Regions from separate parts of the Homo sapiens genome. Here region 2 is linked to region 1. A link is a loop called in an ENCODE intact Hi-C map of the cell type or tissue named here. Cell type or tissue: transverse colon. All regions are shown on one strand.

What was found. A loop is a pair of places that touch in the nucleus more often than their neighbours do. Peaks named below come from ENCODE experiments on the same cell type or tissue, not always from the same donor. Only the 100,000 strongest peaks of a DNase experiment are listed, where the experiment ranks them.
Region 2: a loop joins it to region 1, with 6 times the contacts of the local background. A loop is called at or near these places in 5 of 110 quality-filtered maps.

The regions. Positions count from the first base shown.
Region 1 is chr1:224,296,058-224,301,057 of GRCh38, forward strand. It overlaps NVL (nuclear VCP like), which reads right to left. Exons shown (of 23, transcript NM_002533.4): 10 at 4,505-4,606; 11 at 444-561. Among named protein-coding and RNA genes, the nearest start is that of NVL, 32 kb to the right of the region's middle. In transverse colon, no CTCF peak of the experiment used is centred here; a DNase peak (open chromatin) is centred at 2,484; H3K4me3 peaks cover 294 bases; H3K27ac peaks cover 1,558 bases.
Region 2 is chr1:224,419,820-224,424,819 of GRCh38, forward strand. WDR26 (WD repeat domain 26) reads right to left here. Exons shown (of 14, transcript NM_001379403.1): 4 at 4,699-4,835. Among named protein-coding and RNA genes, the nearest start is that of WDR26, 12 kb to the right of the region's middle. In transverse colon, no CTCF peak of the experiment used is centred here; no DNase peak of the experiment used is centred here.

The DNA.
Region 1 (5,000 bases):
GAGGTCAAGGCTGCGGTGAGCTGTGATTGTGCCACTGCATTCCAGCCTGGGTGACAGAGCAACACTCTATCTCATCAATCAATCAATCAGTCCATCAATCAGAAGAAGAAGCAACCTACAATCTGGTAATGCAAGGAACATAAAATATATACTTCAAATTTTCTTGTGTACACAAAACAAGTGCTATTTCTTTTTATTTATTTTTAGAGGTAGCATCTCGCTATGTTGCCCAGGCTGGCCTCAAACTACTAGGCTCAAGCAATCCTCCTACCTTAGCCTCCCAAAGTGTTAGGATTACAGGCATGAGCCACTGTGCCCAGTATGACTTTTTTTTTACACTATTTGATATTTACTATATGAATATTATTTTTTATCTTCATGTATTAATTACACTATTTTAAAAAATTTATTCTCTTAAAATGAATTTATTATTTTAAACTAACCATCCATGCAGGTTAGGAGTTGGGCTACAATTCTTCGTTCCATATCTTTTGAAGCCACTTCTCTTTTGGGGGTAATAGCATCAATTTCATCAATGAAAATGATACATGGTGCATTTGACTAGAAATAAAAATATCACAAAAAGACAATCATAAATGCATCCCCTATACTGAAGCACAATTAAGCATATACATTTTAAAAAAAATCTTCAAGGTCAAGGATCATTTGCCAAAAGAATAACCCTAAAGAAGGCAGTTCACATGTGTTACTTCTGATTTTTACCTGACTTAAGAGAACCAAGATGATTAGAAGTACACAGTAAGAGACTGCAGATAGGGTAACACATTTATAGTCTCTTCATCAATGCATGTTTTGTGATAAATCTACTGAAATTCTTTTGTAAATTAGATACATTTGCTATGCTATGAAACAGAAACAATGATTTTGGATAAGCATATGCACAGAAAAAAAAACTTAAGACAACAAGTTTATAAACTTTAAATTAGCAAACCCAAGCTCACTAGAAACGTTATGAGGGTTTCTACTAACGTAAGAATCTCCAAGTCTTTCCCTATAATTTGCTATAAGAGGAAATTTGAGAAGCACCAGAAGCTTTTTAAAAAATCTGTGGTAAAATATACATAAAATTTACCATTCTAACCACTTTGGGTATATAGTTTAGTGGCATTAAATATTTTCAGACTGTTGTGTAAACGTCACCACTATCCATCTCCAGAACTTTCCCAGCATCCACACTGAAAAGTACCGGAAGCTTATTTTAAAGGCTACACTGAATAAGGAAGGATGGTAAAGTTCTAATACATCAGTGTAAAGATCACCTCCAGTTTTTTTGTTTTTAAGAAATAAACTAGACACGGTTCAGAAAGAATAAGTTAAGATGTAAGGATCAGCTACCGAGAGTAGTCAAATTCATTAAGACAAAAAGTAGAATGGTGGTGATGGCCAGGGACTGGTAGGAGAGAGGAATGGGGACTTACTGTCTGGGAACATGAAGACATTCTGGAAATGGATGGGGGTAATGATAACACAACAATATGAATGTACTTAATGCCACAGAATTGTACACTTAAAAATGTTTAAAATGGCCTTTTCAGTTGGAACTGCCATCTTCCAGTAATTCACCAAAATGATGAACACAAAGAGAAAGAGGAGAGGCACCTGAGAGATGTTCTCTAGGCCGTTCAGAAAACATGGAGCTGTTCCTTTGGCTATATGTATGCAAATCTATAAGAAATGTCATATTGTAGGCCAGGCGCCATGGCTCATGCCTGTAATCCCAGCACTTTGGGAGGCCAAGGCGGGTAGATCACCAGAGGTCAGAAGTTCAAGACCAGCCTGGCCAACATGGCAAAACGCCGTCTCTACTGAACATACAAAAACTAGCCAGGTGTGGTGGTGCATGTCTGTAATCCCAGCTACTCGGGAGGCTGAGGCAGGAGAATTATTTGAGCCTGGAAGGCAGAGGCTGCAGTGAGCTGAGACATTCCAGCCTGGACAACAGAGAGATACTCCATCTCAAAAAAAAAAAAAAAAAAAATTAGCTGGTGGGTAGTGCATGCCTGTAATCCCAGCTATTTGGGAGGCTGAGGCAAGAGAACTGCTTCAACCCGGGAGGCAGAGGTTGCAGTGAGCTGAGATTGTCCCACTGCACTCCAGCCTGGGCAACAGAACGAGACTCTGTCTCAAAAAAGAAAAGAAGAGAAGAGAAAAAGAAATGTGATACTGTAGACATCAAGGGAATGGGTACTGTTCAAAAAGGAATGTCCCACAAGTGTTACCACCACAAAACTGGAAGAGTCTATAACGTTATCCAGCATGCTGCTGGCATTGTTGTAAAGAAACAAGTTAAGGGCAAGATTCTTGCCAAGAGAATCAATGTGTGCGAGAATCAACGTGCATATTGAGCACATTAAGCATTCTAGGAGCCGAGGTAGCTTTCTGAAACACATGGAGGAAAATGATCAGAAAAAGGAAACCAAAGGGAAAGTGTCAGCATGCTCCACCCAGAGAAGTGCACTCTGAGAACCAATAGGAAGGAGCCTGAACTGCTGGAGCCTCTTCCCTGTGAATTCATGGCATAATAGGTGGTAATAAAAGACCTCTGGACTGTAAAAATGTTTCTCTTCATTGAGTAGAAGTGTAGTGTCCTCTTCCGCAAAGAAACATTTAAAGCAAATTTAAATTGTTGTCCTAATTCATTGTGTAATATCTTTACTATTCAAATTTAATGTATTTCTTGCTGAAAGATGTGAGGTGGCTTATTATGCAACAAATTACTCAGTTGGTTAGAAAACAGCCAGGTATTATTTATGAAATATCTGTACTGGTTTGAAGATAGTCCCTCTAAATCATCATGGAAGACATAAAATAATTTACAAAAACTTAAAAAAATGTTTAAAATGGTAAATTCTGTTATATATATTTTACCACAAAAAAGAGATAAGGATCAGTTAAAATGAAAAAAATTGAAGAAAATTATCTAGATTTACAATCTAAATCATTTTACTCAATCAGTTACTCAATGGTTAGGAGTGACAGTGATTATGCTAAGTAAGGCTGTCAGCGTCGCTTAAGGCATCTCAAAACCATGGGAACAACCACATCTTAAAGGGAAAGATATTTAGCTTATCGCTAGCTGGATCTCTTCCCTAATCATCCTTATGACAATGTTTGCAAAAGACGCCTATGACTGCTAGATATATTACCCAGTTACAAAGGAGTAAAATTACAGAGGCCAAAAGCACCAGAAAACAAGCACATCAGTACTTGTCAGTGACCTGGAAAGTTGAATGGGGGAAAAAAAAGAATAAATGATGGTCATCAGAATGTGGCCTAAAGAAAGCATAGTTTTCAACCAAGTATCACTTGATTGGATTTCACCTTTTTGTTTCCTGATCCACATGCTTTACTGGACTCATTCTCATTAGCGAAGAGGGGACCAGGAAAAGCGGGGTGCTAGGCCACATATTTACTGAGCATCTACTGTGAGGTACTGTACTGGCTCAGTACTGGTTTAGTGAGAGGTTTAAACACAGAACTAACAACCTAAAGATGCCATTTGCCTCTTATCCTTATTCATCGTGTTTACCATACGCACAAAATTTACTACTTGTCTCTGGCTATGCGTGCCAATTTAACAATGGAATCCACCGCGTTTTGGAAAACAGGTAGCACCTGAGAAAGTTCAGCTTTGCTCTGCACTCTGCCCTTTCCACCTTTTTTCTCTTTATCCTCCTAGTGTTGCCCACAGCTTTTTCAACGTCAGCCCGCACCATAACTAAGTAGATGGCCTACCCATTCTTGTTATTTAAAATGTTTTTTTTTTCTCAATTACTGCTTAAATATAATTTCTCTTCTAATTTCACACAGGCTTCTAACAGTTGTATTGGATATTCATCAGCTACTATATATTGTCATTGCTAATAATGACATAAACTTTTCACCATTTTTTAGTTTTAAACACAGTGATATTTGTTCAAGTGTGAATAATCTTACAGCTAATATTTACAGGGCTTGTGCTGTGTGCAAGGCACCATATCGAAGGTTTTATAAGAATTCTCTCATTTAATACTCTCAATAGCCACGTGAGATTTGGGTATTATTATTGCCCTAGTTTACTAGTAAGGAATGACAGAATTTATTCTGGTATTTTTATGGTTGCTTTTATAATAGCCTAAATAACAATTTTTACATTGCTTACAAGTTTTTTTTGGCCAAACTTAAGTTGAGGAAAGTAAAAGTGAGTGGAAAATATCATAAGGATAATATATTTTCAACATATGACTACAGGGTATGACGGCCCAGAATTTCTCACCAATTACATTTATGTTTGATTTCAAATGAAAAGGGTTATTTATCCAACAGCTGGTATCACTAAATCTACTTTAAATATTTAGCCATCATGCATAGCAAATTACCATGTTTATATTAATAAAAGAATGGCCAGTGAGTGGGTTAACAAATACTAGCATCAGAAAAAGCAGGATCTTTAATATAAGCTGGTAGCGTCTGACCACCTGGCATTAGTCATTAACTGACTCACCACAGCTTGCTCAAATAGTTCTCTCAGCTTCTGCTCAGACTCTCCGGATACTCCAGACACAATCTCTGGAGCAGCCACTTTCAAAATTGGCAGGTCAAGTTCCTATGCAGACACATAAAAGAATAACCAAATATTCAAATTTTAATTTCCCTACTTTTTCTTATCCAGTCCCCTCAAATTTTTTAAATAGCTAGTTTCCTGAGGAACTTCATCTTTTTATGTTGGCCCAGTGAAAAACACTATTTGAAAATCAATGGTTTTGGCCGGGCATGGTGGCTCAGGCCTATAATCCCACTACTTTGGGAGGCTGAGGTGGGCGGATCACCTGAGGTCAGGAGTTCGAGACCACCCTGACCAACATGGAGAAACCCCATTTTTACTAAAAATACAAAAATTAGCCATGCATGGTGGTGCATGCCTATAATCCCAGCTACTTGGGAAGGCTGAGGCAGAAGAATTGCTTGAACCTGGGAGGCGGAGGTTGTAGTGAGCCGAG
Region 2 (5,000 bases), 120 kb after region 1:
ATTAACAGAACAAATTCTTATGTTATTGTTATATATTATATATATGGCTCTTATTGTGCAGGTTCTAGCACTCAACACATATTACTTCCTTTAATGTTTATAACAACCCTGTAAGCACTATTATTATTCTATTTTTATAAATGAGGAAACCAAGGCACAGAAAGCTTAAGTAACTGGCCTAGGGTTAAGAGGCTAAGTAGGTATATAAACTCAGGCATTCCAGCTGTAGAACTTGCTCTTAACCACTAGGCTAACTTAACTACTTCTGAATAGTAAAATAAAACTCAAAGAACATATCTTCAAGACTTTATAATAAACATCATTCAAAAAATAGTATAACTGGATAATCATCCTTGTGTCATCTTGTGAAAGATACTGAGATCCCAGAGCACAAAACTGGGGAACTGTTTTATTGCTCACTGTATGTACAGAAGGTGGGATAAATGCTAAAGTTCACAGATTCTGGAGAATACATGAGGGGCCCCTGCTGGGAGTGTGACCCTGACCTGGTTTTGGTTCTTCTCAGAAGAATGGGCTTTGAAAGTAAAAGAAGTGAAGGTATTATTCAAACATGGAGATTAGACCTGGCAAGTAACTCTCCTGCTATTCTGTCTCATGCTCTGCCAGACAAATCTGTTTCTCTCACTTGTAAAAAGAATATTAAATAGGGTAATGAGGATTCTTGAAGATGAAGCATTTTAAGTACTTAGTCTACGACCTGCTATACCTCTCAGTTAACATGAGTATCATCACTCCCTCCCTTTCTTAACTGCATAAAGCATATTTCATTTAGAATCTAAATGATTTAATAGTCTCTTCCCAAACAGCAGAACTACTTTTCCTCTTGATTTTTAGTACATAAATAGTGCTTTAACTGATCAAAAAAACTTATTTAATAATGTAAGTAATTATACTCAAAAACGCTATAGGAAGTTAGCTATTGTGTTTTTTTGTATTTTTAGTAGAGACAGGGTTTCACCATGTTAGCCAGGATGGTCTTGATCTCCTGACCTCGTGATCCGCCCGCCTCGGCCTCCCAAAGTGCTGAGATTACAGGCGTGTGCCACCGTGCCCAGCCAGAAGTTGGCCATTGTGAATATTTTGTTTCTAAAACAACTTTTTTTGGGCAAAGTTTATTATCAATAATTATATTTTAAAATGTTCATTTTTAAAATTTTACAAAAGTGACTTAGAATTGCTTCTATGTCCTTGTGAAAATACATATTAAATCTTAAAGTTTTAAATGAATTTCTGTTTACAGAAAGTCACATGGTACAACTAAAAGGACATTGGACTGAGAAGGAGAAACCCTGGGTTCTGATCCCAGTTCCACATCTCACCACCTTTGGGCCATTTCCTTAGGTGAAAAACTCATGGTGTGCTTCAGAATAAAACCCATATGACTAATTATATGTTCTGACACAAGAGCAGGAAAAAAATCATCATGTGAATGATATTCCGATGACAAAGAAATCAGATACCGCATTAAAAAGGTAATCAGCACGCCTGTAATCCCAGCACTTTGGGAGATGAGGCAGGAGGATCACCTGAGGTCAGGAGTCCGAGACTAGCCTGGCCAACATGGCGAAACCCCGTCTCTACTAAAAATACAGAAAAAAAATTAACTGGGCGTGGTGGTGCATGCCTGTAATCCCAGCTACTTGGGAGGCTGAGGCAGGAGAATTGCTTGAACCCAGGAGGTGGAGGTTGCAGTGAGCCGAGATTGCGCCACTACACTGCAGCATGGATAATGGAGAGAGACTCTGTCTCAAAAAAAAAGGTAATCGGAACAAGAAATTTGTCAGCTACCATATCAAAACATCTAGCAGGCCAGGTGTGGTGGCTTGTGCCTGTAAACCTAGCACTTTGGGAAGCCAAGGTGGGAGGACTGCTTGAGCACAGGAGTTCAAGACCAGTCTAAGCAACATAGCCAGACTCCATCTCAAACAACAAGAAAAAAACCTGTAGAATTTATTGTTTCAAGATGTGGTAGTGGGTAAGACCAATGACTTTGGAATCAGTCAAACCAGGCTTTGAGTCCTGCTTTCTGAATTATTAGCTTTATATTGTGCTGGCTACTTAACTTCTTTGAGGCTCAGTTTCCTTATCTGCAAGGAATGGGCCCTTATCTTGGGCCCATTCTTTTGTCCATCATTTTGTATTTACAAACTCGTGTGTCACATATTTGTTCTCGATGCTGGAGCCATATCATATAGTGAAAAATGCTATAAAGAAAAAACATAAAAACAGAGTGATGTCACGAGAATACCCAGTGGGTAATCTTGGGAGATGATGATGCTTGGGCTGGGAGCTGAGCAAGGAGTACCCAGCTATGCAAAGACTGGGGGACATACATTTCAGATGGAGGGGACAAGCAGTGCAAATGCCTTAAGGGGTGGCAAGTTAAGGAACAGAAAGAGCATGAGTGTCACTAGAGTAATGAATAAAGAAAAAGATGGCAGAAAAGGATCAGGGATTTTGTGGCCTTGCACAGAGATTTTGGGTTTTAAGACTGCTGGAGAGCCAGTGGCAAGGGAGTAAAGACTTCATTTATGGTTTTGCTTACTTGTCTGGCTGCTGTGTGAAATATGCATTGTTAAGAAATTAAGAGTGAAGCCTGGTACAGTGGCTCACGCCTATAATCCCAGCACTTTGGAAGGCTGAGGCAGGTGGATCACCTGAGGTCAGAAGTTCGAGACCAGCCTGGCCAATGTGGTGAGACCCCATCTCTACTAAAAATACAAAATTAGCCGGGTGTGGTGGCGCATGCCTATAATCCCAGCTACTCAGGAGGCAAGGCTGAAGCATCACTTGAACCCAGGAGGCGAAGGCTGCAGTGAGCTGAGATTGCACCATTGCACCCCAGCCTGGGTGACAATAGTGAAACTCTGTCTCAAAAAAAAAAAAGGAAAGAAATTAAGAGTGAAGACAATGTAACTAGGTGGGAAGCTACTATAATATTCTAGGAGAGATGTCCATGGCTTAACTAGGCTAGAAACTGTGGAGATTCAGAGAAATGAAAATTTTATATTTTTTAGAATTAGGCCATACATGTCAAAGTTAAAAGACAAAGAAAAAGCAATATGAGGCTTAAGTTCTTCCCTTAAGCAACTGGGTTGAAGATCTTGCGATATACTGGAAGTGGCACAGGTCTGTAGAGGTTAAATTTATTCCTAAATTATTCTTTTTTATACTAGTGTAAATAAAACTGTTTTCTTAATTCCATTTTCTGAATTATTCATTGCTAGATTATAGAAATACCATTATTCTTGTGTATTGACCTTGTATCCTACAACCTTGCTGAACTTGCCTATTAGTTCTAAGAGTTTTTTAGTGGATTCCTTAAATTTTCTTTATATAAAATCATGACATCTTTGAACAGAGATAGTTTTTCCTTTTCAATCTTTTATTCCTTTTTCTTGCCTAATTTCCTTGGCTAGAACCTCCAATACAATGTTGAACAGACGTAGCAAGAGTAGACATCATTGTCCTATTCTTGATCACAAGAAGAGAGGTTTCAGTCTTTCACTGCCAGCCCTGTGAGTTTTCATTAATGCCCTTTATTCGGTCAAGGAAGTTCCTTTCTATTCCTAGTTTGTTGAGTGCATTTATCATGAAGGGGTGAATCCAGAATTTTGTTTTGAGGCTGGGTGCAGTGGCTCATGCCTATTAACCCAGCACCTTGGGAGGCCGAAGCAGGTGGATTGCTTAAGGTTAGGAGGAGTTCAAGGCCAGCCTGGGCAACATAGCGAGACCTGTCTCTACAAAAAATGAAAAAATTAGCCACATGTGGTGGTACATGCCTGAAATCCTACCTACTTAGGAGGGTGAGGCAGGAGGATGGCTTGAGCCCAGAAACTAGAGGTGGCAGTGATCTATGATTGTGCCACTGCACACCAGCCTCATACAACTGAGACATCTATTAAACATCCAAGTGGAGAATGTCAGGTATGCCAGTAGATATACATATTGGGAGTTCAGATGAGAAGCTAAATTTAAGAGCCACTGGTATACAGATAGTATGTGAAGGCATGGTATAGAATGAGATTACCTAAAAAGAGTATGTAGATAGAGAATAAAGAGGCCCAGGATCAAACCTTTGGGTACTCTAACATTTTAAGGATTAATGTGGCGAGGTACAGTGACTCATGCCTGTAATCCCTGCACTCTGGGAAGATCACAGGAGTTTGAGATCACACTGGACAACACTGTAAGACCCTGTCTCTACCCTTCACCCCCCAAAAAAGGACTGATGTTGATGTGAGGATTAAATGAGGCTGTTTATGTGAAAAGCTTAGCAAGGGCCTGGCACATGACAAGTATTCACTTAAAAAAGTTAGTGTGCACCAATACTGGAAATGTCATTGTTTACTGTGATCCATATCATATGATTTTTATTTTGTTTTTAACTACAAAAGCTGTCCTTGGAATGTAATAGGGTTTTCATAGAACATTCTAAAATAGCATTTCACAGGCAATACATATTTTCTTCTCCCTTTCACCCACTTAAATATATCTCTATCCTAATCTGAACAGTTTCCTAGAATGACCAAAATAGTTGATCCACACAGGAGTGAGTTTACCTAGACAAATATCTAAGAATTTAGCAATAATCAAGATTTTATATTTTGGAAAAATGTTAAAGAAATATAACTTTGGCCCTCCATTAACCTGAGTTCAAGAACTCAGTTTCCTTACCCACTAAGAACATGAATGCGCTCTGTATTGTATTTCAGCGGCGTCAATTCACAGCGTAGAACTTGAAGTGCCTCCAGGACCTTGCCATCCTCCAGGTATTCTAGGTACTTCTGCTGCAGCAGCAAAAACTTCATCCTCTGACATGACAGAAAGCAGCAGTCAGGGGAAAAAAGTTGATGGAAGTTTCAGAAAATGTTTGTGCCTAAACAGAACAGTAGAAACCATTCTACTATGCCCTTTGAAATAACTTTTTATAAAGCTTCAAGATGACTCAAAATATTTTAGTTTAGTAGAGCCACAGT